Regions from separate parts of the Homo sapiens genome. Here region 2 is linked to region 1. A link is an interaction called in ENCODE POLR2A ChIA-PET data of the cell type or tissue named here. Cell type or tissue: CD4-positive, alpha-beta T cell. All regions are shown on one strand. Each heading gives the region's core, and the rest is flanking DNA. Links, peaks and the distances in the headings are about the cores only. Region 1 overlaps PROX2 (prospero homeobox 2). Region 2 overlaps TMED10 (transmembrane p24 trafficking protein 10).

Region 1 (4,394 bases), core at 277-4,276:
GCACTGTGCTCCAGCCTGAGTGAGAGAGTGAGACCCTGTCTCAAAAAAATAAAAGAATAGTGCCCTCATATACCTTAGTGGAAAAAATGACCAGATCTTTGGCAAAGTATGATTGCTAAAATAATAACCCACTCAGCTTACACTCCATGTGTTTCCAACAGAGAGGGATACGCACTTGATAGAAACAGAAAATTATAATCAAATAGAATTCTTCTGTTGGCAGAGCATACATATTTATACATTCTTCTGTGTTTAGCTCAGTGGTTAGAGAACACTTCCTGGAAAGACTGCAGTACACAAATGTTTTCAATTTGAGCTTGTACATTTCATCTCATTGGTCCCTGAGACAAGGTTCACTGCCCTGGAGGTGACTTGGCTCAGTCTTTAAACACACACTAATGAATTTCAGGTTTGGGACAGAAGAAGGGCTGCTCTCTATTGGACAGTCATGTGAACTTGTTTCCCCTGTATGTCTAACTTAGGTATGTAATGTCACTCTGGATAGAGGGTTCTTCTACTATGTCCGGACACAGAAAACTGATTGCCCTTGCTCAGAGCACTCCATGCTTGCCTGTGTTTAAAACTTAGGTTTGGCAGATTCCTTCATTTTTGTGAAAATAGGGCAAAGATCTTCTGAGTGCAATTGGATGTACTGGAGGGCACTTAACCTTTAGCCTGTAAAGATGGGTTTGGGCTAAGTCTGTTTTGTTTTTCCTTTCAGCTGTTTGAAGAGAAAATTCAAAGGAAAATTCATCTTTCATACTTTTTATGCTGATAGTTCTAGTAATAGTTTAGGGATTTTATCTCATCTGCTCCAGCAACACCCCACCAGAAAAATTATGGAAGTTGAGTAGCCGAATATGAAACTTGTTTTATATAGACAGGAAAGAAGCTAATGAACTCACAGACACCCCTTATCAGGACTACAAAGCCCGAGCTGTGTATTACCCCCACCCCACCCCACCCGGCGTACCTTTGGCAGTGCTTACAAAGACTTGATCCTGACTAGCTTAGAAGACAGATGCAGTTACTCAGCTTTGTACATGCCTTGCCTATATACTCAAGAGTGGGTCACAATTGTGCTGGGCCAGCAGCAGGGGGAAATGTTGATTTCATGAATTCCTTCATCAGTGGAAGGTCAGCCATGGACTGTAATTTTGTTATGGAGTGGGAGAATTTCCATTTCTGTGTGATGCTGCATTTGTCCCAGTTATGCCATTTATCATCTGCAAGGCTGTGCACAGCCTGTGCAAGCCTCCTGTCTGGACTGCGGTTCTTCCTTCCCAATTTAAGCAGCATGGGCCAGATGATCTCCTAAGGCCCTTTCTACCTTTCACAGTCTGAAGTTCAGCTTCTTCTGCATATATGAGGTTGGGGCACCAATTGCAATGGTCAGCTGGAGACTATTTGCATTATCCAGCTGATAAACTCTTCCAGCAGACAAATGTGAATAAACAGCAACACTCAAGTCCTGCATAAAGTTTGTCTTGAGTTTGCTGAAATGATCAGCAGAAATCTTGGGCGGTGAAGTGCTCCTAAGTGCTGGGCAGGAGTTGTCAGGTGACGGTGCCCTGTCAGCGCTGGATGCTTACTAGGGGTGGGGTCCTGCTTGAGATCCTGAGTTAGCTGCAGGAGATGGGTCCAGCATGCAGTTGGGCATCAGAAAGTCTTGGTTCCTCCAGGCTCCTGACTGTCCCTATCAACCCAGATGTCCTAGCCTCATAGGCTTTGGCGAGTTACCTTGCAGTTCTAAAGCTTCTGTTTGGTCATCTTTTAAATGATGATAATAACTACTTTTCAGGGTGAAAAGCTTAAAGTATGTGAAAGTATCTAGCAAATAGATGGCGCTTTATAATTAGGTGACTAAAAACAGCAATTTGTAAAAACCCCAAATAAGATAACCTTATCTGAAAGAGGGGCTCAAAAAACTGACATTTGTGTGTGAATGACATTGCATAGGACATACTGTCCTTTAATCCTTAACAACCTCATTTTACAGATACAGAGATACCAGGAAGTTCCCAGGGTCACAACACCTGGAAACAATGGAGTTGAGCTTCAAGTCTTCTGATTGGAAACTTGTGTTCCTTTTACAATATACTACCAATACACCAATATAGTTAGTACATTTTATAGTTAAATTTCTGATGATTCTGGAAAGGGAAATAAATGATCAAAATGGTAATAGTACCTGTTTTGATAGAGGAGATTTCCTTGTGCCCTTTTTATATGACTACAGCTAAATTGCCCTTTAAGACAAACCCAGGAAACCCTAGCCAGTCACTCCTCACGTTGTGGGATCTTAACCCCGAAACAGCTACTGGGGATAGCTGGAAGATTTGAATATCTCTGGGATGTCACTGTCCAGTTTCGAAATAATTTTATAAATGGGTTTCTTCCAGGAAGGATCTGAGTCTCTCCCTGCGGAGACAGCCCTGAAGAACTCCTGTAACGTCAAGCTGGCAATTTCCAAGAAGCAATCTGGAACCTGCATTTCCAAAGAGACCCACAAGAAAGAAAAGACGTGAGGTTGGGAAGCACTGGTGCCAGAGCCCTCACTAGCGGGTGCTGCCTGTTTCTTGGGTAGTGGGCTAGGAGCATCCCTGCTCTAGTGGCCCCTGATTCTGCAACCCTAGGACTCCTCTGCTTCCTCATCAGACACAAACCTTGATAAGACAGCTCCAGTGAGAAAGCCCTGGGAGAAGGTGAATTAAGGACACTTCCTTTGTAGGAGGAGCTGATCTCGCTAATGGGCGACTTTTTAACTAAGCAGGTCAGAAAATCTTACTGAAAGTAAATCTGTGGCTCAAAGAGACTTCGGTATTCTTTTCCCTAGTACTAACTGTGGAAAGGAGTGCCCCCAAGCTTCTGACTGTCATACCTCATTCCACTGCCTTTTAGGGCTGGGTCTGAAGAGCTTACACTCCTGCTTTCAGAGCTGGTTGACGGGGGTGCTGTTCTAGAATCCTAACCCAGACTGGCACCATGAATGATGGGTTGCCCCACTGCCAAGCTCCAGACCCAGCTTGGCTTGGGGCTTGCTGCCACTGCAGGTCAAATGACCACCCTATGTGGAAAGATGCAGCAGTGCTGCCTGTCCCATACTGGCCGTGACCCCTTGAGCCTCAGAAAGGGAGACATGGACAATTTTCCCCACAGGTAGTCTTAGCTTTCCAAACATACTCTGACTCACCAGTCAACCAGTGGATGACCACAGTTCTTGTATTTTTTGGAGGTATCAATAAACCACTCTTTGTGATCACAGTCAAGGGAGAAGTCAAGAAGAGGGAAGTGTAATCTGTGACCAGATATACCCGGCACCTGCAGAATCAGATGCCAGCCTAACAGCTGTCAGCTGTGCATGAGGCAACATGCATCTCTTGATTAGGAATGTGCGCCAGTGACACCTAGGCTCACCTTTCACTGACGCTTTACCTCTGAGGTGCCACCAGTGTGCCTTCATAGGGATCCCCGAGGGACTGAGCTTGAGTGTTGTTTATTGTTATTTCCAGAAAGGATTTGAGGTGACTTGCTATGGAAGGCCCACTGATACATTTTCAAGGGAAAATACAGATAAGAATCAAATCATGAAAAGCATAGAAATTGTTGAGAAAACCTAGGCCAAGACTAGGTGCCACAACTGAGCTCAGCATTCAGTCCTGAGCCTCCTGGCACTAAGGCAAAAAGGTCAGGAAGTTATGTAACTTGATAATGACAGGGTATTCAGTCTAAGATGGTGTAACACCTGGCAGCCCTCTCACTAAGCTTCAGAATGAAGACTGGCTGTTGACTCAGTTTGCTGCTTCCACCTGTTGCCCAAGTGAAGATGTTGAGGCTGTAATCTTTGTGGATGATACAGAGATTGGCCCAGGCTGCCCTGGCTCTCAGTAACTTAAGGAGACACAGAAGAGGGATCTTTCCTAAAACTCGAATCATATAGGGAAGACACTCATCAGATCTCATGGGAACCCAGTACATGGTCTTACCTCAAAGTCATTTCCCTTGTTGTAGTGCATATTGAGAGCTTGAAAAAGTTCTGAATTGCGGAGAACCACCAGCATTTTGGGATTTGTGACACCATCTGAAATTGCTTGCCGGGCAGATTTTTCCATTTGGATGTAATAAAACTCACGAAAGTTGCTGAACCACTTGATCATCTGGGAGGTAATGCAGCGGTTGAACTGTACAAACAAGAGGTCCATCCAGTCAGACATTTGCCACGAGGTGCTCAGAATTAGAACTGTCTGCTTCCAGCTCAGTATAGGGGTTCATATACGGCTTTAACCAGCATTAACAGGGGCTTCCTTTAAAAAAAGAAGCGAAGCCACCGCTATTTTCCAAGCCTATTTAGTTATACTCAGAAAAATCTAAATTAGCTACAGTGCCCATTAGAA
Region 2 (4,394 bases), core at 236-4,235, 290 kb after region 1:
CCTCCTTGAAAGCCTCCTTCAACCACTCTTGTCCACACTGTCTTCCCTGAAGCCCTACAACACATACTGTGTCACACAGTTAACACTCAATCATATATTGTCATATTCACAAATTGTTTTATTTTTATCCTGTCCCTCCACACTAGTTTGGCTCCTGAACTCAAGGAAATTAAAATGATTTATAGTTTATATAGTCGTAAAGACCTGAGACTTGGTAAACACTTGTAATTGACCTGTTCTGCCCACTCTATGCCTTCTTCAAAGAAGCCAACTTTCTCAAAGTAGCTAAGTGCTGCTGGTCCCCTGAAGCAAGTGTTTCTTGTATACTAAAAGCACTCTGCATTGATTTTTTTTCTTTCTTTTTTTTATTTTTTTGAGATAGAGTTTTGCTTTGTCACCCATGCTGGAGTGCAGTGGCACGATCTTGGCTCACTGCAACCTCTGCCTCCCAGGTTCAAATGATTCTCCTGCCTCAGCTTCCCGAGTAGCTGGGATTACAGGCGCCTGCCACCACACCCAGCTAATTTTTGTATTTTTAGTAGAGACAGGGTTTCACCATGTTGGCCAAGTTGGTCTTGAACTCCTGACCTCAGGTGATCCACCTGCCTCAGCCTTCCAAAGTGCTGGGATTACAGGTGTGAGCCACCGCGCCCAGCCTGCATCTATTTTCATGAGGCCCGCCGCCTAGGAGAAAGCCTTCTCTACCACCATATCTATTAACATCATTCTTACTGGTCATGGTAGGTACTGTTTGGAAAAGCTACAAGTTACAAAGCCTTTTTCTGTATAACACCTCCAAAATACCAGTAAAATTAAACTCTTCTAAAACCATATCCAAATCTTCCATTATAATGAAGATTTGAATCTAAAGAGTTCACAGAGTTATATGTAACTGTACCAAGAAAAGGTATTAATTCTCTGAAAAAACTGCTTCTTAAAACAGAGGTGTTAATCTAACCTCTAGGGAATCTCTAAATTCTTTTCCTTGGTGGAGCATCAAGATCCAAGAGAGAAGCTTCTTGTGACAAGACAAATTCAGTCAAAGTAGTTTGCTGCCTCCATGCCTCCCACCACAGCCCCCACCAACTCCAGGAGCACAGCAATAAATGTGAAGACCATCTAGTCTAACACAAGCAAGATAAACATAACAGAGCTGGCACAGTGGCTCATGCCTGTAATCCCAGCACTTTGGGAGGCCGAGGTGGCCAGATCACTTGAGGTCAGGAGTTGGAGACCAGCCTGGCCTACATGGTGAAACCCTGTCTCTACTAAAAATACAAAAATTAGCTGGGTGTGGTGGTGCACACTTGTAATCCCAGCTACTCGGGAGGCTGAGGCAGAATAATTGTTTGAACCCGGGAGGCAGAGGTTGCAGTGAGCTAAGATCACGCCACTGCACTACAGCCTGAATAACTGAGTGATACTCTGTCTCAAAAAAAAAAAAAAAAAGGACTTTGGATCTAGTACATGGAATCAGAGTTCCTCCTTCCTGAGAGCACTCAGAGAAACAGAACTTTTGGAAAGTCTTCAGCTGTTGCTCCAACCAGGGCAGCTGTGTTTTTGGAATATAGATTGATAGCAAATGACAGACAAATAGAATCGCCTAGGCAAAGCGGTATTTTACTCGTGGGACACACAGCCCAGGAGTTAGAAGATGTGTCAGATAGCTCCTTCTTTGTCGGACAGTAATTGCCTGCATTCTCCCAACTGCACAGACAGTAAGTCCCTACAAACAACTGCTCTAGTTCACAGATGACAAACTAAAAAGAAGTGGCTCGGTTCACATCCTGAATCTACAAAGATACACCCTCTGAAGGGCAGAAGTGAGACAGTGGTCAGAGGTTCATAAAATAAAATGCAAGAAATCAAAATCAAAAGTGCTTTATTTCCGAGGACAAAGGCATTCTTTCTCTTTAAAGAATTCAAACAACAAGACTTAATGCTTCTTCACAGTATGACAAGCATTCTGTCTTCCAAATAATATCATCTTACATTTGTATTGTGTTACATAGCAATTTCACATGGATTAATTAATAACAATTTAGGTAGGTAGTGTGGTACAATTACTATTCAATCTTACAGGACCACATGGGATTTCAGAATTATGAGTCCACAGATATGAGGGAGAGATGTGTTGGACATGAAAATTAAAGAAGTATGCCACATTCCCGAATCTTAATGCTGATGCCAAAGATTCCAAATCCTCTGGAGATAAAGCCTCTCCATTATCTCAAGGGCCTGAAATTAAATCGTTCAAGTGATTCTCTTGCTTCAGCCTCCCGAGTAGTTGGGACTACAGGTACCCGCCACCATGCCCGGCTAATTTTTGTATTTTTAGTAGAGATGGGGTTTTCGCCAGGTTGGCCAGGCTGGTCTCCAACTCCTGACCTTGGGTGATCCACCCACCTTGGCCTCCCAAAGTGCTGGGATTACAGGTGTGAGCCACCGTGCCCTGCCAGCTAACAGCCATTTCTAAGCAAGGTTCAAGGCAGCCTTGCTGCAGACTGAAGAAAGGGCTGGTCTTCGGACTGTGTCATAGCCATTCCTCCTCTACATCAATCTGGTCTGCTGCTGGGGAGCAGGGGTGAAGGGCAGGAGGGTGGGGATAGATGTTAAAGAAAGTAGTGGGGAGGAGTTTCTTGGTTAAGAAGCAGAACCTTGGAGCTGTGTTGTAACTACATGCGTAAAGGCAGGCTTAGGACATGTCAGACGTCTGAAGCAGGAAGCAGGCAAAGGAAGCACCGTGGTTTTCTTTGGGCTAGGGATTCCCCTCTTGGGTTAAGCAAAAGGTCAGGAAAGATAAAGCCCCTTTCCTAATGTCTATAAAGTCCAAGGATGATGGAAATTCCAGGAGGTATAGGGGTTCTAAAATGCTATACGACAGCTGTGTCCAAAGCATTCTTTATATAAACCCACAATAATGTCATCTGTTTTTGAGGGGAACTAGCTATGTCTACTGTCTAATAGGGCATTGATGTGTTGTTATTTAATAAATACCCTTGGGCTGGGCGCGGTGCCTCACGCATGTAATCCGCCAGCACTTTGGGAGGCCAAGACAGGCAGATCACGAGGTCAGGAGATCGAGACCATCCTGGCTAACATGGTGAAACCCCGTCTCTACTAAAAATACAAAAAATTAGCTGGGCGTGGTGATGGGTGCCTGTAGTCCCAGCTACTCGGGAGGCTGAGGCAGGAGAATGGCGTGAACCCGGGAGGCGGAGCTTGCAGTGAGCAGAGATCCCGCCACTGCACTCCAGCCTGGGCAACCAAGCGAGACTCCATCTCAATAAATAAATAAATAAATACCCTTAATGACAGGCATCATGTTGGAGAAAAAGATTACAATAGGTAAAATTCCACAGAGTACAAATTCAACTGAGAATGGTCCACAGTTCGGGAACAGAAGCAGTAACCACAAACTGGAAATCATTTTACCTATTCTTCTACCTTATAATAATGAGAACATTCTCCCTAGTGTTTTATATCTTATAAAAGCACTTTAACATAATCTTATTTAAATATAATTAAGATTCTTCTGAATCATGAAGGTTTAAAAAAATTTTTCAATTTACTCAAGTTCATCAAATAAAGAGGTCTTCTTGTTTTATTTATTTAAATTAAACTAGCCTGGAAACAGAAACAAACAATTGAAAATTCTCTACCGGAAACTGTCTCCCATTCACAACTGTATCACTTGCTCCTATTTACTGCCTCTAAATAACGCTACCTAGTTTCATTCAATTGAGGATTTGAACAAGGAAAGAGCTGCAACTGTTGTACTACTTCCTGTTGCAGAATTAACCAGTCATTTCCAATCTTCTTCCATTTTAGGATATTTCCCTTCCAAAGTGCTGTCCAAAGAGAGAGCAACTTCTGTTCCACTATTCCTAGACAATTTTCCTAAATCACTTAAACCAATTTTCCTTCATTTACTTAGTTTGCATTCTTCAAAAGCCCATTCTATTTCCTGTACCCCACTCCTCCTTCATGCCCTTACGTACTGTTTTGTTGGGTAAAAATACTCTTATCTTTCTGTAAAGATCAATTATCTAGTCTTAAATAGTTCTTGTGGTTTTTCAAAGGTGCCCTTCATTTGAAGAACCCTTTTGTGCTGCCCCCAAGTCTCGCAGAGATGAAAAAGGCTGTTGTCCTTCTCCTCATTCTGTGTACACCTCCATCTCCCTGTCACCCAAATAAGTGTCAGTTTTTATTAGTCTATAATAAATAACTTCTTATCAGCATCAAATTTCTATTATCACCATTCCTAGTCTCTTGCAGCTTTTTCCTCCATCCTGCCCTCTTCCTTGAAAGTTTGAAATTATTTTAACTAAAAACTATCTTTGACTATTGTTATTTCCCAAACACAAAACAGTTGTTCAAGACTAAACAGCACT

Evidence for each region. Peaks named below come from ENCODE experiments on the same cell type or tissue, not always from the same donor. Only the 100,000 strongest peaks of a DNase experiment are listed, where the experiment ranks them.
Region 2: POLR2A ChIA-PET joins it to region 1 with 5 read pairs; 2 of 35 experiments call an interaction of 5 or more read pairs at or near these places.

What each region holds. Positions count from the first base shown.
Region 1 is chr14:74,852,815-74,857,208 of GRCh38, forward strand. PROX2 (prospero homeobox 2) reads right to left here. Exons shown (of 6, transcript NM_001243007.2): 5 at 3,987-4,181; 6 at 219-2,488. The coding sequence ends at 2,318. Among named protein-coding and RNA genes, the nearest start is that of PROX2, 21 kb to the right of the region's middle. RefSeq lists an enhancer at 1,867-3,066. In CD4-positive, alpha-beta T cell, for the core only: no CTCF peak of the experiment used is centred there; no DNase peak of the experiment used is centred there.
Region 2 is chr14:75,142,502-75,146,895 of GRCh38, forward strand. The region is part of intron 3 of TMED10 (transmembrane p24 trafficking protein 10); the gene reads right to left. Among named protein-coding and RNA genes, the nearest start is that of NEK9, 18 kb to the left of the region's middle. In CD4-positive, alpha-beta T cell, for the core only: no CTCF peak of the experiment used is centred there; a DNase peak (open chromatin) is centred at 2,700.